Linked DNA regions of Mus musculus: regions 1, 2 and 3 are each linked to region 4. Evidence: chromatin loops called from intact Hi-C (ENCODE). Cell type or tissue: heart. All regions are shown on one strand. Each heading gives the region's core, and the rest is flanking DNA. Links, peaks and the distances in the headings are about the cores only.

What was found. Peaks named below come from ENCODE experiments on the same cell type or tissue, not always from the same donor. Only the 100,000 strongest peaks of a DNase experiment are listed, where the experiment ranks them.
Region 1: a loop joins it to region 4, with 5 times the contacts of the local background. A loop is called at or near these places in 3 of 42 quality-filtered maps.
Region 2: a loop joins it to region 4, with 9 times the contacts of the local background. A loop is called at or near these places in 18 of 42 quality-filtered maps.
Region 3: a loop joins it to region 4, with 6 times the contacts of the local background. A loop is called at or near these places in 2 of 42 quality-filtered maps.

What each region holds. Positions count from the first base shown.
Region 1 is chr10:45,064,066-45,069,647 of GRCm38, reverse strand. It overlaps Prep (prolyl endopeptidase), which reads right to left and starts at 2,432. Exons shown (of 15, transcript NM_011156.3): 1 at 2,273-2,432. The coding sequence starts at 2,317. It also overlaps 2310075K07Rik. In heart, for the core only: CTCF peaks have their summits at 2,570 (motif pointing left) and 3,313; a DNase peak (open chromatin) is centred at 2,547; H3K4me3 peaks cover 2,436 bases; H3K27ac peaks cover 1,855 bases.
Region 2 is chr10:43,477,359-43,482,940 of GRCm38, reverse strand. It overlaps Bend3 (BEN domain containing 3), which reads right to left and starts at 3,801. Exons shown (of 4, transcript NM_199028.2): 1 at 3,569-3,801. In heart, for the core only: a CTCF peak has its summit at 3,075 (motif pointing left); DNase peaks (open chromatin) are centred at 3,030, 3,780, 4,360, 4,800 and 1 weaker place; H3K4me3 peaks cover 3,338 bases; H3K27ac peaks cover 3,193 bases.
Region 3 is chr10:43,218,883-43,224,464 of GRCm38, reverse strand. Pdss2 (prenyl (solanesyl) diphosphate synthase, subunit 2) reads right to left here and starts at 2,979. Exons shown (of 8, transcript NM_027772.2): 1 at 2,405-2,979. The coding sequence starts at 2,703. In heart, for the core only: a CTCF peak has its summit at 2,970; DNase peaks (open chromatin) are centred at 2,724 and 3,054; H3K4me3 peaks cover 2,564 bases; H3K27ac peaks cover 2,077 bases.
Region 4 is chr10:43,538,256-43,543,837 of GRCm38, reverse strand. It overlaps Mtres1 (mitochondrial transcription rescue factor 1), which reads left to right and starts at 2,820. Exons shown (of 4, transcript NM_026411.2): 1 at 2,820-2,898. In heart, for the core only: CTCF peaks have their summits at 2,663 and 2,882; DNase peaks (open chromatin) are centred at 2,817 and 3,927; H3K4me3 peaks cover 2,109 bases; H3K27ac peaks cover 1,714 bases.

The DNA.
Region 1 (5,582 bases), core at 291-5,290, 1.5 Mb before region 4:
GCTGTGTCTCTTCCCAGCTGTCTCCCAGCTTGACCTTCTGTGGATGGCATGGTCATGAGGGTTTTCCTGCATCCCACAAGCCAATTCAATTTTATAGCTATTCGGACTTGCACAACCATGGCTTTATTTTCACCTCAAGAGTCGGGAACGTCCATTCTCCCTTAGCCAGACAACTCCAAGCTCAATTAGAAAATTATTTCCTCCTCCTGACAGAAATTAGCCCATCCTTTTCTGTGTTCTCCTCTCACTCAGCACCTCTTTATGAGGGCTTGAGTGTCCTGTAGGAGGCCTAAATTCCCTGACCTGTTAGATACATAACTATGACATGGAATAGGCGATGGCAGTACATGACATTTTCTGCTCATGAAGACACAAGAGCTTCATGCTTAAATACCATATTCAGGGGACGCATATAAACATGGCTGAAAGATGGTCGCCGAGAGACAGAACTACAGAAATCTCCAGCATATACTACAGGGGGCCAACCATCCAAAAGCTACAATCAAGCCAATATGAAGTCAAGCCTTCTGGTAGAAGAACTCCCGCTGTAGGAAAATGCCACCAAGGTAGGTTATCAAGTCAACATCAGTACTCAGTAAAACCAGAGGCTAGACCTGACTGGTCCTCCTTCACCAAGACTACAGGCTTAGGGGTATCAGGAGACCTTCAGTGAGAAGGAACAGGGCATACTAAATTTTAAACACTCCTTTCACAGATGTGTGTGAACTTTTAGAAAACTTCATAAAATCCCTATTTAACCCTTTCAGGAACTGTTAAGTACTGATAAACTACAAGACTGGTGCAGATTGGAGTAAGGAAAAATTAAGCAAGAGCCAACACTACCTTCACTCAACTACCGGGTCCAAAAAAGAAAAGAAAATCCTAAGACTATATTTATCAAAGCCACAAAATGGTAGTTATACACACACACACACACACACACACACACACAGGTATAATACATATTATTGGTAACATATATACATGTACATATGCTAACCTGAAAACCGAAAAGACACTCAAGACTCAGAGTCGGAACAGTTTCACATCTTTGTACCTGGCCCACGGCAGAGCTCGGCCATCTAGATGACAAGTCAAGGCCTGTCAGCCTTAATAGTCCATGTATAAAAGGGGGCCTCACACATGAACTCACAACAGGTAAGACTTGCCCAATGTCACCCAGGTAGTGAGGGCCACCAACAACAGCATTCAGGTTGTCTGGGAGTTAACCAGTCCCCTTGAAGATGAATTCAATGAGCAAGCAGTTAAACCAACTGAGAACATGGTTCCCAGGGGTCACCCATTAATGCAGCACAGATACTTGGACGTTCACTTGAAAAGGAGAAGGTCTTTAACACTGAGACTTTACCTCCATGTGTGATGTGCTGAGTTCAGAGTACATTTTCTGTCATGAACCAGATCAAAGTAAACAGGAAAAAAAATAGAATGGTATTATACAAAAATATTTTTACTTTGATTCTATTTTAAGTAACCTGAGAAACCAGGTTGTGACTACAGGAATTGGGGTCCTAATGTTTGGATTCAATCCACTTAAGTCCCAAACTACTTTTTACACACACACACACACACACACACACACACACACACACTTCTGAATTTCACTACCTGGGTCTCAAGTTACCTGCAGTTCACCTGCAGCTTAGGTAAACAGTTAACTCCCAGCGGGGAAAACTTTCCTTGCAAAAGGCCACCCCGTCTTAACTTCCTTTCTTAAGCGAACCTGACTGGCCCCAGCACACTGTGGGCCCACTGCTCCTTCCCCAACACTGCCTCCCTTATTTGCATCCCAGCAGCCAACGTCAGGCACCCGATTCGGGACAGCACAGCCTTAAAGCGCAATGAATGAGCTTCAACTCTAAGGACTTGCAAATTCCAAGTTCTCAAAGTTTGCTTTTGTTTTCAAATCTTACATCATTTTTCCCACGCACACACACCAGCATACACTTGGTGCTACCACCATATTTAAGCCAGACTGCTTCTCCTCTTAGAAGCACAGGGGTACGTTCTGGCTGCCCACTGGCCCCAGATGCCCATGCCTGCCCGGGGGGTCTGTCCTTGGGGCCGAGCGGCGTTGACCACGGGCGTGGACACGTGGGCCGAGGCCGCCCGCTAGGTTCAGGCTGGGAGGAGCCCCGCGACCCGGGCGGCTCCGCAAACAAAGGCCGGGGAGCGGCGCGGGGCGAGCGGGGGCTGCGGGAACCGAGCTGCGGGAGGCGCGGGTCGGGGGGCGCGGTGAGAGCGGGGTACTCACGGAGGTCTCGTCGCGGTACACGTCGGGGTACTGGAAGGACAGCATGGCCGGATCCGGGCGCGGGCTGAAGGGGGGAAGTGCGGGCGAGGCTGGGCGCGGACTGCGGCGGAGGGCGGCGTGCGAGCGGGCGAGCGGACAGCCGGCGTGCACGGGCGGACTCACGGTGGGGCAGTGCGCCAAGCAGGAAGACGCTGTCGGCAAGGCCGGGAGCCCCTCCCCGGCGGGCGGGCCCAAGCGGCGACAAGAGGGAGCGGAGTCGCCGCGCGGGCGCCGGAACGGGCGCACAGCTCCCTCTGCAGGAGCACCAGCCGCGCCCGGGCGCACGGAGGAGCACGCTGGCGACGCCGCGCCACGCCGCTCGGCGACCGGCCTCCCGCAGCCCCGCGCTACGCCGCCTCCCCTCCTTCGCGCCCAGGAAGGAAAACTTTGCCTCTTCCCTGACCTAGGCCGGCTTTCCCCAACCCGCCCGTCCGCCTGCCTGCCACCAGCCACTCTGTATATGGAAGAAGAAATGCTTCAAGGTGATCGTGAAGGAAGTACAGCTTCCTCCCTTAACCCTTGATGGACACGGACTGCTCGGCCTCCAGGCTGAAGAGGTTCTTCAGAGGTGTTGCCAAGACAATGGATGATCCCTTGTTGGAGATTTACTGACTGATGGGGAGCGAGGTGAGAGAACTTATGGTAACCTAGGGTCCTTGTCTGACCCTATGGCTCCTCCCTTCTGCTTCGGGTTTTGTATTTTGAGCAACACTGTTCCTGAGTTGTAAAGAGACAAGATACCTCCTGCCTGATCTCAAACCCATCATGAAGACTGACTGACTACACTTCTCTATCCATGGGCCTCCTTTGTAGACCACCCAGAAGAGGCATTGTAGCCCCAATTTTCAATGTGTATAATGTGTCCTTGCCTTCCTACTTGCCATGGGAAAGATAGGGCCATCAGTAAAAGTCTGCATTATAAGAGAATTCTCACTGTTGGTTTCTAACTATTAAGGCTCATGTTGCAGGCTAGCACTACTGAACCCAGTCGCCAGGGGCTGCCAGGAGGTCTAGCTCCTGCCATCTCTGTGTGCAGTGCGTCATAAAGATAATCCCAAGGACACTTGACTCAGAGAATCCCCAGATAAGCGTTGATGCCTCCTTAAATGTTGATTTGAAAACTGTTATTGTCCCAGTTTTACAGTTGAGATAAACTGGAACTTTGTTTTGCTCAGTTTCACAAATAGTAGGGGTGGAGAAGAAAAGAGAGCCAGGATTCAGTCCCTGAAGGCTAACATTTCATTTCTACCTGTCCGACGTCTTCCCCCTCAGAAGGCACATAGAGATGCAGTTTGTTTGTAGTTTACAAGGGCATCCTTTTTAGCAAGAGAAACTTGAGTTTGACTACTTATGCTAGAAAGACTGACAAGTGTAGCAGCAGCTCATTATTATTATTATCATTATTATCATTGTCCCTGTTGCTGTGATTAAAAAAAAAAAAAAAAACTCTGACTAAGAAAACAAACACAGGGAGGAAAGGATTTGTTTTTGCTTACAGGTCAACATAACTCATTTGTTCTACAGCCCAAGTCTACCTGCTCATGGATGGTACTTCCTAGAGGGCTAGGCCTTCCTATATCAAATAGCAATCAAGAAAATGCCCCGCAGACATGCCCAAAGCAGATCTGCTAGCGGCAACTCTTCCATTATTCCTTCTCCCCCAGTGGGTGTGTGGAACTCACAAGCCATGACAATACTCAGGGAGGAATGGAGCCTCTGATACCATTCACTTTCTCTCCTTAGGGTCAACCACGTGTCCAGCTCCTTGGACCTCGACAGCTGAAAACCTGCACTCCCTGGTTGTATACCCTTCATGTTTTCCAGGTTCTAGATCTGTGCTGTCCCTTTAATCCCGTAACAAACTCTATTTAACAGATACAGAAAAATCTCAGCCACCTTAAAGCGCCTAAGTCACCCAACACTAAGACAGAACCAAGGCTCCCTTACTTCAGTTGGTCCTAAAGTCCACCTCCCTGTTATCAATGAAGCATTTGAACTGTTTTAGAAATGGAAGTGTTATCTCCAGAATAAAGACCAGAGTGTCTCTGTTACTGAGGGGGTGGGTAGGGGCATGGGGAGCACCTCCAAGACAGCCTTCAGCAGCATCTTTTTTATAGCACTGATTGAACTTTGTCCCTAAGAGGCAGGCTAGTGATTTGCTGCTCAGCACCACCTCAAGTTGCTTATGAAAGTATTCCTCCCACCCACACATTGTTGAGGGATATTTTTGTGCATTGTGCATTCAAATGCTGATTTCTGTACCCAGAGATTTAGTTACTGCCGTAAACCTGTCATTATTGTGAAGCCTCTCCTGACTCAGTGTTTGGTAAAACTTTGTCCTCGCCAGGCGTGGTGGCACACGCCTTTAATCCCAGCACTCTGGAGGCAGAGGCAGGCGGATTTCTGAGTTCAAGGCCAGCCTGGTGTACAAAGTGAGGTCCAGGACAGCCAGGGCTATACAGAGAAACCCTGTCTCGAAAATCAAAAAAAAAAAAAAAAAAAAAAACAGAAAAAAACAACAACAACAACAAAAAAAAACATTGTCTTCCACCATCTTCTGATTGGACACAGATAGCTGGGCAGGAGAGGAAAAGGTGGGACTTCCAGAAAGGGGGGTCTCAGGTGGGACCCAGGGAGATGCCATCGGAACAATGAAAGAGATGCCAAGCACGATGGCAGGAATGGGCCACATGGCTGGGGAGTAGGCCAGAGTTGTAACCTGACTGTAGTCAGGGTAGAATAGCCCAGAATCTGTCCAGCTTAGTGCCTGAAGGTCTAAAGGTGTCTGTGTCTTTCAAAGCAAGGTCAGACACAGAAAAGCCTGTACTTTAACATGTTTTACCCCATGAGGGATGATGGAGGGTAGGGAGGGTACTAAAATCCATCCCACCACTTACAACACTCCAACAAGCCTTGCAACAAATTCACATGCGTTCTTTGTATATCTGAAGATCTTTGTATATCAGCTCAGCACCTTGGGGAAATTCCACCCCTCCCTGGAAGAGAGAGGTTAGGGAGGGGCTCCTTACATTGCTCAGAAAAACCACAGTTGGCCCCCTGCAGATAAGGGAAGCATTTGCTACCTCATTCCCTAAGGACCAATCAGTTTAAAAGACTGTTCTGCCCATCATATAGTGCCTAGTGGCTGATGCTCTATTCTGCCCCTGGAAACTGTAAAAACTCACTGAACAGGCTGACCAGGGTCACGGCCTCTCCTTCAGGTGTGGGACTACCCCAAGGCATTAGAACAATAAATTCCTCTTGCTTTTAC
Region 2 (5,582 bases), core at 277-5,276, 61 kb after region 4:
GTGTGCCTGCGATCCCAGTATTTAAGAAGAAGACAAAGGAGAACTGTCTGTTGGAGATGCACCACATGACAAGAACCTGTCTCAACCCACCCCCCAAATAAATAAAAAAGAAACAAGTCAGAGAGCTGTAATAAAGCAGTTGTTGAGCAAACCTTAGCTCTAAATATATATAAGTCTGCTTTTCAGACAAAATTCTGACTAACATGCCAGGCACAGGCACGAACCACTCCTGAAGAAACAGTGCCCTGTTTTACACATTTGAGATACATTGAGGGCTAAAATGCAGAGCCCTTGACTTGACTTGTGTGCACCTAGGTCCAGAACTCACAAGTGACAATCAAAGCAATGCTATATTGGAGCCTCAGTCACAAAAGGGAAGGAAGGTCCTGTCAGCTCTGAAAGGAAAGGGCAGAATGCACAGTGATGCTCACAAGACCAAAACCACCCATTTTTGTCAGTGAATGCTTTTGTGTGTGTGTGTGTGTCTGTGTGTGTGTGTGTGTGTATGTGTGTGATTTATCTAGGAGAGATGGCTAAGATGAAGGGGCTTGCCGCCAAGCGCAATGGCCGGTGCTTACTCTCCAGAACTCACTCCTGTAAGCAGTTCTCGGAGCTCCATATGCAACACCAGGGTGCATGTGTGGAAGATGATTCAAGGTTGGGTTTGGCAATATAGTGAGTGCAAGGCCAGTTTAAACACCTGCAACCCTGTCTCAGAGGACAACCACCACCACCCAAATAGGCGTGATAGCACATTTCCATAATCCCTGCCCTAAGGAAGTAGGGACAAGAGGAATGCCAGCTTGGTTTTGCACAGCAAGTTCCAGGTTGGCCAAGGGCTAGAAAAGATAGCATGACTATATCCCTCTAAACACCAAGGAGTCCTAAAGTTCTACTACTCCAAAAACTAATTCTAAAACAGAGATGTCAATAGTGGGTACAGAATGGTTAGAATAGCAAGCATAGTCTCACTTATAAAAATTAACACACACACACACACACACACACACACACACACACGCCATTCCCTAGTCTCTTGTATAAATTATTATTACAGGTGCTAATGCATTTCTAGGCAGTTCTGTAGATGGGTCTCCTACAGGAGCTTAATCCTCACCCAATCAAACCTCTGTCAGGGCTGAGTCCAATTTTCCTGTTCCTAAATATTCTGCCCCCACCTTTGGTGCCCCCAAGGGTCCCCAGATAACCTATCAATCTCTAACAGACGGTTGGAATGCTGGCTAGTCTGTATTCTGTCTTCGTGGCTAACTGGTCTTACTTCTTGTGTGTGTGGAGAAAGAACGCTAACTTTACTGTTTAACTTCACTAAAACAGCATCTCTGACATGGTCATGGTGGTTCATTCTTTTGGTTCCAACACTGATAGGAGAAAGCGGAGATGGAGATGGCAGGTAGGTGGATCCCTGAGTTCTAGGGCAGCCTGGTCTACAGAGAAACCAAAAGACCATCCCAGTATGGGATACATAGTGAGACCCAGTCTGAGAAAACAACAAAAGCCAGGTGGTGTGGACACCTTTAATACCTTCCCCCACCCCCATCCCACCTCCACCCCCTACAGGCAGGATCAGTCAGATCTCTAAGTTTGAGGCCAGCCTGGTTTACATAGCAATTCAAGGACGGGACAGAATTTAGGGACTCGGTATCAAGACCAAACAACAACAACAAAATGCCAGGTGTGGTGGGACAGATCTTTAATCCTAGCATTTGGTCGGTTTAGGCAGCTGGATCTCCAAGGCCAGCCTTGTTAAATCTCAGGCTCCAGGCCATTCAAAGCTACAGTGAAATGTAGACTTAAAACAAACAAACAAACAAACAAGGCATCTCTAGTAAAGCCCAAAGTGGTTCTTGGTGTGTCTTGGTCTCACATGAGAATATATATAAAAGTTTAGATTTTTAAAAATGCAAAAATAATTCTTAGGGCTGGGGATGTAACTTAGTTGGTAAAATGTTTGCCTACCGTAACTAAAGTCGTAATTTCGATCAAGTACCACAAAAATTAGGTGCAGTGCACATACTTGTAATCCCAAGTATGTAACTCCTGTAACTTGACAGGCGTTCAGGATCACGCAGGCCTATATAACAAAAAAGTCTGAGGCCAGCAGGGACCACAGGAGACTGTCTCAAAAAAGGAAAACAAAAAAACAAAAAAATCCTGGCTAAATCCCAGTATTCGAGGAAGCTGAAGTCCTGTAAGGTTTACACATGAAACTCTAAAACGAGGGGCTGGAGAGATGGCTCAGCGTTTAAGAGCACTTGTGGCTCTTGCAGAGGTCGTGGGTTGTGTTCCCATCACCCACGTGGCTGCTCCCAACCATCTATCTGTAAATCCGATGCCCTCCTCTGACCTCTTAGGAGACCAGGCATGGATATGGCGCATATATATGCAGTCAAAACACATACACCGAAAATGAAGCTTAAAAACAAAACCCAAACACCTATGAATTAAAAGTGGAAAGTCGCAAAAAGAGAAAAACTGCAGGCATGGAACCGAAACAGAGACAAACCTAAAACCTCTATCTGGGACATTTCCACACGTTCCCCACTCGCCTGGGTTTTCTGGGTCTTTATAGATTTCTGGCACCCTCCCCTCTACTCAGTGACGTGTTACTTGTAGGAAAACATTCAAAAGTTACTTCTAAAAGGAAGTTCTCTGACTTCCAAACAGTGAACATTAATTCTGAGCATCTCTGGTTGGCCTCCACCTCCAAAATACTCCCAAGCGGGCCACCTGAGCGATCAAACTTCTACTTTAGGACAAACTTAAAAAAAAAAGAAAAAAAGAACTCAGATGAGTTGAGTCCCAGCCCACAAGGCCTTCACAACTCCGCGCCTCACAGCCCGAGCCAAGTCTGCGTGGGAAATTACGTCGATCGTGGCGGGCACAAGTCACGAGGGGCGGCGAGCGCCCCGGCCCGGCTCCACCGCCCGCCAGGAAGGCCTCGCGCTCGCTGGGGTGCACACCCAGAGCGCCGCGCTGGACCCGCCTCCAGCCGGGCAGCGGGAACCACGGAGCGCCGTGGAACGGCCCGGGAGGGTGCCGCGCCCCCTGGCGGCGGGGCTCGCCGCACCCCGCTCCCAGCCGCCGGCAGCCTCGCTCCCTCCGCTGCCTCCCCGGGGCAGCGTCCCTCCGAGCGGCGGCTCTCCGGCCTCTGGCTCCCCGCCCTTCTGCTCCCTCTGACACCCCTCCATCGCCGCCACAGGCCGGTCGAACGCGAGCGCTCCGGCGCCGCGCAGTTGCTCCCCGGCGGCCCTCGGCCGCTCCATCGCCGGCCCGCCGGGGGTGGAGAGCCGGCGCGCGGCGCGAGTGGGGCCGGCCTGGCGGCGGCGGCGCGGACCGTTCCACCGTGCGTCCTCCCCTCCCTCCTCCTCCTCCCTGGCCGCGGCGCGCGTGCTCCCGGAACGCCATGGAGTCGCGGCGTTCCGAGCGGGCACAAAGGGGCGCGCGGCACAATGGGGCGCGACGAGCCCGTGGGCGCCCGCTCCCCCTTCCAGCCCGCGCGGAGGCGGCGAGCCGCTCGCAGGCGGCCCCGACCGGGGCCCACACTCACCTGGGACGAGAGTTGTTACTTTGCGGAGCGGGACCCGCGCCGAGTTCGGGCGCCACGTGCGGGGGGCGGGCGCGCGGGCCGCAGTGGGGGCCGAGCGCGCAGGGCCTGGCCGGGGCGGCCCCGCCGACTGGCTGGGGGCGGCGGGCGGGCGGGCGCCGTGTATTTTCCCCTCTCTTTGTGTGTGTCCGTGCGCTGCGCTCTCGCGTGACGTGACGGGACTCCGTGTGTCATTTCCGCACAAGGACACAGGAGCCCCCGCTGCAGTGGAACCTCAAGCCCTCCGCCCCCACCGCGCCGCCCCTCCCCCTCAGCGGGGCACACGCGGGACCAGCGGCGGCGGCGGCGGCGGCGCTCGGGCGTGAGCGACCGCGGCGGGGAGCTGGGGCGCGCTGCGGGGCGGGTGCGCTCGGCCTGCACAGCGCGGCTCCACGTGGGCCCGCGCCGGCTGCCGGCGGACCAGGGCGGCTCTCACCCACGGGAAAGCGCCCCGCGGCATTCTCGGCTACGTGCTCTCCGGGCTGGAGCGTGGCCCCGGCGCCTCTTTCTCTACTTTTTCTCTAACCCCGGGGGGTGGGGGTGGGAGGCAACGCGCCGTGTCTTTTCCGCCCGCGCCCCCCGCTTTTGGGGCGCTCGGCTGTGGCGCCGCACCATCGCACGGACCTTCCCGTGCCACGCCGGGCACAAAGACTTCGGGGTGCGCCCCCCCTCCAGTTCTGCATGGATTCGTGGTTGGGGGGGTATACTGGAGAGCGACCCCGGGCTCTGGGGGAGCCCTGGCCACTCCCCCGGCAGGGTGGCCGCCCTCTCCCGTAAAGCCTGAGTTCCGAGAGCCCAAGTTTTGCCGCTTGAGGCTGCGGAGCGAAGCACGCGCTTGGGGACCCTCATGCCACCAACTCAGAGCCACGGGGCTCAGCGCGGAAAACTGGGAGACTCCAGTCGCCGAGTTAGTTAAGACCGACCGTCTCCTAGTTTCCCGGACTGCAGAGTCGGAGTTGAGAAATAAGAAACCAACCCCTCGCAGTTCTCCAACTTTCGGGGACTTGGGGTGGGGGTGGAGGGAAAAGAAAAGCCCAAGTCAACTTTTAAGCTGCGTGCCTGGTTTTGGTAAACAATGAGAACGGAAAAAAAAATTTTTTTAATCCTTTAATTTGCCGATGGAAAAAAAATGTCTAAAAAGAAAAATGCAAATGATCCCATCTGCTGCCTACAGCTGACTGGCTGCGAGAGAGGACCATGTGGCCCGGCCCGGCGCGGTCAGTGAATACGTAGAATAGATTTTAAAAGGACGTACATGCTGGCTCCTAGCTGCCCAGTCGCGGCCTAAGGTTGGAATTAACGCGTAGTCAGAGATTATTGTGTCTTCACACAAATTGGGAATTTAATCATTACGCAAGTTCCTCGCCTTCTGGTTTGAAATCTAATGGCGCAGAGTTGGACCTTGGAGGGACTGTGGAACGTTCTGGAGAGGTGTTTGGGTTGCAGACTTGGAGAAGTCAGTACTAATTGCTATGCAAAATTAGCTAGCAGCTTGAAGAAAGGAGCCCAGCATCCTAGGGGTGCTTTTATAAGAGAATCTATACGTGCTCAGTGTCATTCAAAACAGGATGATGGAAAGAATGGGCCCGAGATAGCAGCCCTTCAAATTCAAAAGGCTAGGGTCGCCCTATCTACATTTAAAATAGGGAGGAGGGAGGAAGGGAGGGGGAATGGTTAATTTATACATTCCCTGGAGACAAAGTGGAAGCACTTGGATTCGTTAGGGAACTTGACTTCTGCACTTGTGCATTAAGTGACATGCGCAGCACAACTCTTCCCTCGGCTGCGTTAACAGATGCTGCAGTTTTGTCCTCACCTTCAATTTAATGTGACAGTTAGAATTATAAAAGGAGACGTTGCGTTTCATTAGTTTAGTTTTGTCGGATTTCCCAGAAGAGTCGGGAACAGTTAGCATCTAAGCTCGTTTTCCATTTAAACCGCTCTGCTGCGTTGCTTTAAGAATGTAAAATGGCCGTGT
Region 3 (5,582 bases), core at 436-5,435, 320 kb after region 4:
CAGGTAACATAATTTGCTGATCCCTCTATATGGGAACAAACCTGAAACTGGCTGAAACATAAAAATGTCTCTAGCTAGAACTTCAACTATACATAGCCAATGAGTCTTGTTGGCAACAGAGTTCTTAAAATTCATCACGCCATCCTTTCATATGGCATGAATGAAGATTTATTACAATTTGGTTATTAATCAAGCTGACTCATAAAAAAGACAGGTGCCTTTCACCTGCTCAAACAAGGAGCAGAAATTCATCCTTAACTGATCTATGCACCTTGCTCTACTTCGGAACCACATACCCAACCTAACAATTTGGTTATTTGAATACATACATTCCAATGTATGCATATACTACATTTCATTAATAGATTTACCCACCAATGAACACATGATCAGCTTCTACCTTCTGCCTATTGGAAACAATACTAGAAACATAAATATATAACTATCTGAGACTCTGTTTTCAAGTCTTTTAGAAATATACTTAGAGGAAGAATGGCCGAGTCACATGTTAACTCCTAATTTTGGGGAGGATAAAAACTCTTCACTTTGCATAACCCCTTTAGGACTCATTCAGGTGTACACAGTGATATCAATTTTTTTAAAAAAAAAATCAAATTGCATTTGTATTTGAGAGAACACATGCAGGTTTTAACAAGTGTGTATACATGTGAGGCAAGAGTATTTTCTTTATCTTGCTCCATCTTATATTTTGAGACAAGGTCTCTCATTGAACTCATTAATTATGTAGGCTGGCTGGCCAATGGGCTCAAAGGCACAGCCTGTTTCCACATTGCACCCTAATACTTGGGCTACAAAACCCACTTGCACACACTTTCTTGGCAACCAGCTTTTTTGTCAGTACTTGGAATCTAAACTCAGGCCCTCAAGCTTGCACAGTAGGCAATTTAATGACTGAGACATCTCTTCAGCTCCACCAAATAGAGCTTTATGGTTATGGATATATCACAGTTTGATCAACCATTGACCAATAAATGACGTTTGAGTTGGTCAGGTTGGGGCTATCCCAAATACCCACGCTGAGTATCATTCTCTTAATTATCAACATTTTGCTGTCAAGACTTTGGCAAATTTACAGCCAACTTTCAACACTATAAACACCCCTGTATAGATTCTGATATAGACAAGGTGTTTTTTTTTTAATTATTTCTTTAGGATAAATGTTTATGAGTATGATGGTAAGATGTATAATTTAATCTTATTTAATTTAATCTTATAAGAAATTTCCATTTTCCAGATTGGCCATACTGATTTACATACATGCCAAATTTAGTTTTTCTGTTTCTTCACCAGGATGTCCTTCTGTAAATCTGTATTTCATTCCTCTTAACTTTGTGACAGATCTCATAGTAATGTAAATCTGCAATTCTCCTATGGCTAGTGGTTTTGAACATTCATAAGCCCACCTGCCATCTTTTTGTCCAGCTCTTGTTTGCTTTTTCACTTTTGAGTTTGAGAAGGAGTTTCTTGTTTAGCACTGAATTTGCTGGTTTAGCTAGACGAAATGTCCATCACACTGCAGAGATCTCCAGTTTTCACATCCTCAGTACTGGTATGAAAAACCTCCACTTTTGTTGCTGGCGATCCAAACCAGGTTGTAGGACTTGTTCAACAAGTACTTTGGCAAAGACATCTCCCCTAATCCTCTTTGTACTAGTTTTATTCTCATAACTTTTCTGTGTGCTTGAAATAAACTACGAAACATGAGGTATGAGTTGTTTTTTAAGTGATAAATTTTTTTTTAAACCCTAGTGACAAGTTTAACACTAGTCTGGCATTAAGTGGTAAAAGCGTCAGAGGAAACTGACTTCAATCTAGATAGTCCAATACCTGGATATTTGGGGGTTTTTTTGTTTGTTTGTTTTTTGAAACAGGGTTTCTCTGTGTAGCCCTGGCTGTCCTCGAACTCAGAAATCCGCCTGCCTCTGCCTCCCAAGTGCTGGGATTAAAGGCGTGCGCCACCACTGCCCGGAGCTGTCTATTCTGCCTGTCTCTCTTGTCTTAATCTTTCTGTAGGTAAACAGCTTAACTTGCTCTGTAGACCAGGCTGGCCTTGAACTCAGAGATCGCACTGCCTTTGCCTCCCAAGCTCTGGGATTAAAGGCATGCACCACCATTGCCCGGCTCTATTCCATTTTTAAAATACCACTTCTTGACTGTGACTAAATAAGTATACATCTCTGATACCTTGACAAGCCATGAAGCATCTGCATCTCTAAAAGTGAAGAGAAACTGTAAAACACGTTCAAGTTTTTCTTTTACGAAAACCATTTATCCTGGGCCAAGTAGAAGAATGTTAAAGGGACACCAAAGAATACCTTAAAAGTTCAAAAGAAAGTTAGAATCAAGGAACTGGCCAGACCCAGAGTTACCATGGGTCGCTCACCTGGCAGTGGTAAGCAGAGGGTGTCCCGTCCCCACCAGCTTCCGCACCTGCATGGCGATATTGCTGAGCTCGTCGCTCAGCAGGCAGCGCAGGCTCATGAAGGATGCGGGGTAGCCCACGATCTTCTCCGCCTCGGACACCACCTGGTTCCAATGGGCCGGTGACCTGGAGGAGCGCCCGCGCCAGGAGCCCGCCGAGGAGATGCTGTCGAGGGATCTGAAGTACCACCAGTGGCGACTGGGGGGACCTGAAGCCCCGAGGTAACCGGACAAGCGCAACAGCAGCTGCCGGAGGCTCATAGTTTTGAGTCTGAGAGGGTCGGGGACCTGAGGAAGGTGGCCAGAAATGACACGGGAAGCAAACAAGGGCTGAGGAGAAACTTTCAGAATCTAACAGGAGACGGCGATTCCAAACCCTCAGAGAAGTATGGCTTTCTGGAGCCGTAACCAGGAATAACGTTTGCTGCTTCTGCAGCGCAGACTGGCGTAACCCCAGCGGCTGCTCAGAACTGCACTGGATACCTGCGCTGGTAACCACAGCCAGTGCCTACATGGGGGGCGCCATGTTGGAGGCATGAAATGCGGCCTGCCGTAAAGATAGGGGCGGGCTGATGAGCGGCAAAGAGTGCTCTTTACTTTACGGCACAGCTGGGACCTCCCCACTAAGGGGCGGACCCTCAGTGATGACCGGAAGGCGAGAGATGGAAGGGAGCCTGTGCCCCAGGACGTCGGTGTCCGCCCTTTGGCACCCCGCTAGCCCTGGATCTAGGCGCTCTCGGGGTCTCTGCAGCGTTTCTCCCGGCCCAACGCAGAGTGAAGCTTATGTAAATAAATGTCTGTATCGTGGGTCCGCGGCGAGATCGTAGGCCCGTGGCGCAGGCTCGTCCGGAAGCCTTTTGCTCCTGGGCGCCTTAGGCCCTTGGTGGGGGCCGCGGACCCGGGAGGGCGGCCCCGCTAGCTGGGCGACGACGTCTCCTCCGCGGCCCCCCCAGAGCTGGAACGCAAGTGGATCGGTGAGGCTGAGCCCTGCTTCCCTCAGCTTCCTGGCCGAAGTGCCAGGATTTCTGTGAAAAATCCAGAAAATAAGGATGCTGTGAGAATGGAATGAAACGTCGCTTGCTCCGGGACTGAAAATTCACTGGCATGAGTGCATTTCACATATTAGCTCACTTAATCTTTTGTTGAGTTTTAAAGATAATACTATTCCCCGGATTTTAGGGGGGATGGGGGGGAACGGAATGAGGCACAGCCAAATTGTAAGTTGTTATGGTCACATTAAGCAAAATGTGAACCTAGAGGATCTGGTATCTTTTTTTCTCCTCTCCTTTGGGTACTAGGGATAGAGGCCAGGCCTCATGCAGTAATGCTAGGCTAGTGCTCTACTTCGGAACCACATACCCGACCTAACAATTTGGTTATTTGAATACATACTCTTAACCACAACATTAAGTAATATGTTACCAAAAATTCTTTCTCATTGCTAAAGTAAAATTGTCAGTGTGACGACGCTTTCAGTGTTGGATGGAACGTTTTTTTTTTCCCCTAGGCCACAGTGGCCTGAGACTTCTTACTGTGTAGCAAACTGACCTGTAACTTCTTGACCCCATCCACCTCTCAAGTCCTGGGATTACAGACGAGGGCCAGAGGGCCACTCTGCTCTTCGGGTGCCACCTATTCAAGCACGTCTAGCATCTTGCCCTTTCTAATTAGACAAAACAAGTGTTGAAGTCCTTGTTAATCATAAAAAAATTAAAAATTACAAAACCTTAAATTCAATCCCTTGGGAAGAAAAAAGTAACATTAAGATCAGTAATATAAAAATAATAAACGACTTGTTACCTACATTTTACACTCAGGAATGGTTTTTAAAATTCATGTGAGCTTTCAAAATTCATAGTTGGTATTTTTTAAGCTCACATTATGTAAATGAACTAGAAAAACAAAGAGAAATTGTTCACACAAGATGCTTTTAGCCACAGAAGGTTTAGCGGCAAACTCCCTTTGAGTGCCAAGTCTCCTGTGATTTAAAGATTCTGTTTTTGAGCCAGGAATGGTGGTGCTTACAAGCACTCAGGAGGCAGAGGCAGAAGGATCTCTAGGTTCAAGAGCAGCCTGGTCTACATAGCCAGTTCTAGGCTAGCCAGGGCTCCAGAGTGAGGGCTCCATAGATAAAACAGCATATTAATTAAAGGTGAATTATATTTAAAAACAGTCTCCCCATAAGGGAGTTCCTATGTAAGATTCCTAGCAATAAAATCCAAGTATACTACTATGTAAAAATAAATGTAAAAGGTGAAATATTTTATCATTCTAAAGAGTTCTAAGACCTAAGCTGGGTTGTCCAAGGAGAAGGAAGTCAGAAAAATCCAGAGAAAGAGAGAGACTGAGTGTAATATATCGAGCATCTGAGGCTGCTTCTTCAAGATCATGGTACCTTAAGAGTAACTTTTCACACATTTGCTTTAATGAAAATTCACAGTATGTACTTTAATTTCTTCACAAAAGCCAAGTGCATTATTCTCTGGTCTTGGTCTGTTAGCCACGTTTTTGATTATTCATGGGACTTCTGCTCCCATTTACTTTAAATAACCAGCACTTTCCTTTATACTTAACAGTTAAAAGGTTGCATTGTATCTAGTGGTAATCAGTTTTGGAAAATTAAAATGATATTTGTTCTTTAGTCCTCCTGATTTATATATATATATATATATATATATATATATATATATATCCTTCAATCTTTATAGCTAAAGAGATGTCTGAATTTCAAGTGACAGGCTGTGAGGAGTAAGGACATCTAATACCACTAAGAATGCAAAGTAGCACACAGCAGTTAGATAATCACAGTATTGTATACACATTTGCATTATGACCCAGAAATATCAACTCTAGGAACCTATTCCAAAAGGCAAAGTAACTAAAGCAAAAGGTTGTTCATTGCTGTATTGATTTTAATAGAAAATAATCCAGACCTCAAAGTGGGCACTCGAGCACAACTGGACGAAAGAGGATCACCCCTGTATCTTTCAGGATATACATCAAATTAAAAATGCAAAGTACAGAGTAGTATAACACATTTTTTTGTGAAATAGATAAGACTGTGAATGTATTTTGGCATGTATTCTGAACAGGAAGGAACAGAGATCAGCAAGGAGACTGGTAACTATTCTATAATCCTT
Region 4 (5,582 bases), core at 280-5,279:
TGTAGCCTAAGCTAGCCCCAAACTCCCAGAGGCTCAACTGCCTCACCTCCCAAGTGATCTAGAATTATAGGCATGAGTGAGTCACCATGTCCAGCTTTATTTTTAATTTATTTGCTATTTATTTATTTTTACAGTAACTCCAGAGCACACATACGCTGTGCAAGTACTCTACCACTGAGCTACACCTCCAGGCCTTTTTTTTTTTTTTTTGGATTTTTTGAGACAGGATTTCTCTGTATAGTCCTGGCTGTCCTGGAACTCACTCTGTAGACCAGGCTGGCCTCAAACTCAGAAATCCGCCTGCCTCTGCCTCCCGCTTTTTCTTTTTAATGTATATTTTAAATAAAAGCCAAGTGTGATTGCACTGGCCTACAGTAGAACTCAAGAGCTGGAGGCAGGAAAACAAGAAGTCCAAGCGTATCCTTAGCTACAGAGCAAGTTCAAGGTCAGTCAAGCTATATGAGATAATATTTGAATAGACATAAAATAAATATTTTTTAGATTTATTTATTTATATTATGTATCTGAGTACACTGTCACTCTCTTCAGACAAACCAGAGGAGGGCATTAATCCCATTACAGGTGGTTGTGAGCCACCAAGTGGTTGCTAGGAATTGAACTCAGGACCTCTGGAAGAGCAGTCAGTGCTCTTAACTGCTGAACCATCTCTCCTGCCCAAATAAATATTTTTTAAATTACACATATAAAGGCCTTTGTATTAACTATTTTTTCTTTTCTACAGAATTACTAATTATTATGAACAAGTGTTTTTTCTACAATACCTGAAGAATTAATAAAGAAAATAAATGTGTATTCAAATATTAATTTTGCTTGTGTGTGTGTGTGTGCCTGATGCTCTCACATGTCAAAAGAGGGATTGGTCTCTGGAACTGGAGCTACAGATAGTATAAGCCACCATATGTGTGCTGGGAATCAAATCCACATCCTCTGGAAGAGCAACCAGTGCTCTTAACCACTGAGCCATCTCTCCTGGTCCTCTGTATGTCATCTTAAAAAGATTTCACCCTGTGAGATGGCTCAGTGGGTAAACGCACTTGCTACCAGACCTGGCAATGCAATTTTGATCCCTGGGCCCCACATAGTAGACAGACTCCGGCAAGCTGTCCTCTGACCTACACACCCACAGACACCCACAGAAATAACATTTTTTGTTTGGTTGGTTTGGTTGTTTGGTTTTTTTGTTTTGTTTTGTTTTGTTTTGTTTTTTGAGACAGTGTTTCTCTGTGAAAGGAGCCCTAGCTGTTCTAGACTTGCTTTTTAGACCTGGCTGGTCTCAAACCCACAGAGATCTGCCTGCCTCTGCCTCACAAATGCTAAAACTAAAGACATGGGCTACCATACCCTGCAATCTTTTTAATTTTTTTAAAAAATTTTTTCCCAAGGGGTGGTGAACTGGCTCAAAGGATAAAGGCTTTCGCTGCCAAGACTAAAAGACCTGAGTTCCCTAGGTCAAACATGATGGCAGGTGTTGACCTACAAGTAAATGCAACTGTGTATCCCTCCTGATCTCACAATGTCAACCGTGTAGATGTATCATTTCAGCATTTGAAACAATTTGTAGTTGTGCATTCCTCTTATACAAACACAATCAAGAAACTATTGTGCCAACTTAGGAGAAAGGAGCATCAATGAAAAGGCGGGGAACAGAGCTCACAGACTTGGAAGGGAAACGTCTGAAAAAGAAGAAAATCAGGAAGGCTACTTCTCGTTTAATACAGCATATATCCCAACAAACGTTAACGCAAACATATCTAAACCTGGGCTCCAGAGGGAAGGGCACTGGCTGCTCTTCCAGATGAGCCAGATTCCATTCCCAGCATCTGCATGGTGGTTAGCAACCATCTGTAACTCCAGTCCCAGGAGATGCAATGCCCTCTTCTGGCCTCCTTCAGCATAGAGGCACATGGTACATGCAGGCAAAGACACTCATACACGTAAAAGTATTTACGTTTTAAAAACAAACAAACAAAACAAAACAAAACAAAAAAACAACTTTTGTGAAACTGACTGTACTCTAGTGTCTGGGCTATATTCCATCTGACTCCCAAGGTTTGTTTTCACTGGTTCCACTAAACCGTGTTTTCCTAGACTCTAACCCCTGTCCAATCACTTCTGGCATGGCAAGAAAACTGAACGAAAACGGTGTGACTTAGTTTTTTTTGGGGGGTGGGGGGTCAGGGGTTGATATATTGAGACAGGGTTTCATGTAACCCAAGCTGGTCTCAAGCTTGTTATGTAGCCAAAGACAGGTCAAGTGACTTACTTGATCTTTCTGCCTCCACTCCCCCAATGATAGGATCACACCCAATGTGAGGTATTTTATTTATTCCCATTTATATTTATTTCTTTGTAGCTCAGCCTGGCCTCGAACTTCCTAGTCATGTACCCAAGGAAAACCTTGAACCCCCATTCTTCCTACCTCGGTCTCTCCAGTGTTGGGATTACAGCGATACACCTACACACGGACGGGTTAGAAGTAAACTCTTATATTCTGTGATGTTAAGACAGTTTTCTGGAGACAACATCTATAACTCACTAAGAAGTTCAGGGCTTTGGCTATTCGAGAGAAAGAACTTTTGCTTCCAAACCAAATTCTTCTGGAACTGGCTGCCAAGCTCAGCGGGCCTGGGATGGGCCTCCCACGTCCCCTCTCCCCCCCCCCCCCCCCCCCACCTCACTTCCCCACACCCCGACCTCAACAGCGTGGTCCTCCAAGGCGCCGCGTCCAGCAGGGGACGCTGTGAGGCCACCACCGTGCTCAGATGCGCCTAGGGGTCCACTCTCTGCGTAGGCTGGGGCGGAAGAGGCGGGGCAGGTGCGGAGGTGGCTCCCGCCTGCGGTCGGCGCGGTCCGGGGAGGGACCAGCGGACTGCGCAGGTGAGTGCGCCCCTACTGGCCCGCCGGCTCAGCCCCTCGCCGGGCGCTTCGCCCTCGGCTGGCTTCTGCCCTGCGGCGCTCCGGCCGTGTCTGCGAACCCTTCCCGTTCCGCAGAGTTGGGGTTGCCTAGGGACGCCTCTCGAACCCCGGGACCGTGGGAATTAAGCTGGCCCAGGCTGTGCGTCCCCGGACTTGGGTGCAGCAAGCTGCAGACACACTGACTCGGGGCTGGGCGGCGTGGGAGTGTCCAGTTTCCTTTGACCTTGGGGGACCTGGGGAAGGTTCGGGATGGGAGGGCTCCAGGGGAACTCGATCTTGTGTAGAAGTCCGCTTCCGACGTCCGCAGAAGGGAAGGGTTTCGTAGCTGTAGACCCAACCAACTGGAGGCCAGGCCCGGGTCTTACAGAGCGGTGACACGCTAAGGAACGTGGATCCACTCCCAGCGTAGTGCAGGTCAAGGACAGCTTTGCCTGTGTATCCTAAACACTGCTCTTCTGCCAGTCTTAGCCTTCGTTATAGAGTCTATAGCTTTATAGAAATCTCACCCGAAACGAACCTTACGGGCTTTCTTTCCTAGTCATCTCTAATGCAAACTGCCGTCAAGGAGATTTTTTCATATGGACTCCTGCCGGGTTACTTTCCTACTAAAACTCTCTGTATCTCTCGTGCCGTCTGGGTGACCTCCAGACTTAGGTCTATAAGACTTTTTTAAGGCGGCCTCGTTGTGACTGGCTTCTTACTTTTATAGTGAACGATGTCCTTGAACACGTGAGCTCCTGCCTCTTTCCCAGATGCTTGAATTATAGGCTTGCAACAGCGTTCCTAGCTTCTGCAAGTTTTTAATTACCAGGCACTATTTCTGTGCACGTGAGATAAATAAAACAGGGATGAAGAAGAAGTCTAGTCTTGTGGAGTGTATGCACATGCAGACAGCATCTGGTAAATTACACAGCAGCCTGTGATTAGCTCTGGGGGTGGGGTAAGTGTGGTAAAGGGGACCGATTGGCAAGGTGGAGTTGCGTTGGAATAGTTGGAATGGAATGGGTAGGCCCCGCTGAGGGGATGTGTTTGAGTCTAGACTTGAAGGTGAGTTTCCTTGCAGATACCTAAGTGAGAGTGTTCTAGGCCTGTCTGGAACAAAGGTCCCTAGTTTGTCCAGAATGTGTCCCCCTAGTTTCATGTGTTAGGAATTTGGTGCAGTACCTTTAGGAAGAGCAGGGCCATGAAGGTTCTTTCTGAAGAATGGACAGTCGGTATTAGTGGGTATTAAGGGAGTACGTGGCTTTGTTATGAAAACAAGCTCTCTCTGGCATGCTTACACCATCCTTATCTTCCACCTTGTGATGCAGCAAGAAGTCCTTTCACCAAATGGCAGCTTCTAAAGGGCAGAAGGGAAGGGGAGTTTGTTTAAGGGGAGAAGAGGGTTAGAGGCAGTTGACTTGAATTTCCCAGACTCTAGAGGCATGAGTAAAAAAAAATCTCTATCCTTTATAATCACCCCAGCTCTAAATCAGTTGTAGCCATGGAAAACACTCTTTAAGGATAGCTGCTTGTGTGTAAGGACCATGAAGACTAGTGTCAGTGCGGCAGGGGCTGAAGCTGACCAAGTAAGACAGACACGGTTGTCACTGTTCAGGTTTTGTTTAGTTTGGGTTTTGTGTGTGAGGGTGTGGTGTAGCTGTCTCATTTAGGGCTGAGCACGTAAGTCCCCGTACTTTAATCAGTTTATACTTTAACTGATGCCCACTGCAAAGAGAAGCTTTTTAAAGCTAACTTCTGGGTGTATATGTAGAAGGCACTTTGACACCATATTTGTGTAGCAAACCAACAACAGGTTCCCCAGGATCTTCCCAGCCATGGACTTTTGGACCGGGTTTACAGTAGCACCTTTCTTAATTCTGTGAAACAGGCTCTCATTGAGTTAACCAGGCTGGCCTCGGCCACACTCTGGCCTAAGCAGCCATTGATCCGTCACATCACCCTGCCCCACCAGGCCCAGGAGTGTTTTTTTCTTTTGAATGCTTTGGGGGAGCTGCTTTTATAGTCTTGCCTGGTAGTTCATGCTGGCCTGAACTTTTACCATGCCAAACCTGAAGTCGTATTCACTCCCTGAAACCCATGCCAGAAAGCCAGATGTGTTGCCAAGATGAGAGAGAGACGACTTATATACACCATGTATACAAACAACAGTAATTAACATGAATAATCCAGGAAGCCGGGCGTGGTGGTGCACACCTTTAATCCCAGTACTCGGGAGGCAGGCGGATTTCTGAGTTCGAGGCCAGCCTGGTCTTCAGAGTGAGTTCCAGGACAGCCATGGTTATACAGAGAAACCCTGTCTCGAAAAAAGAAGAAGAAAACTGTCCAGGAGTGGACACCTGTAGTCTCCAGTCACCAGCACTTTGGAGGCAGAAGAGTTTCAAGGCAGCCTAGAGAATTTGAGCTACCTGAGACCCTGTCTCAAAGCAAGGCAGTGGAAAGTCATGAGAAGCGGGACATGGTGTGACGTGCTTGTAATCCCAAAGTGTGGGAGCCCCGGGGAGGCTGTGAACTGAAGGACAACAGGGCTATATAACAAGACCTTGCCTTGAAAAGAAAGAAAGGAAAGCCACTAGCTTCTGTTTTGAGTCACCAGGCAGATGCTGTTACATTAACTAAAATGAAGAAGGTTCCAGGTTCAGCAG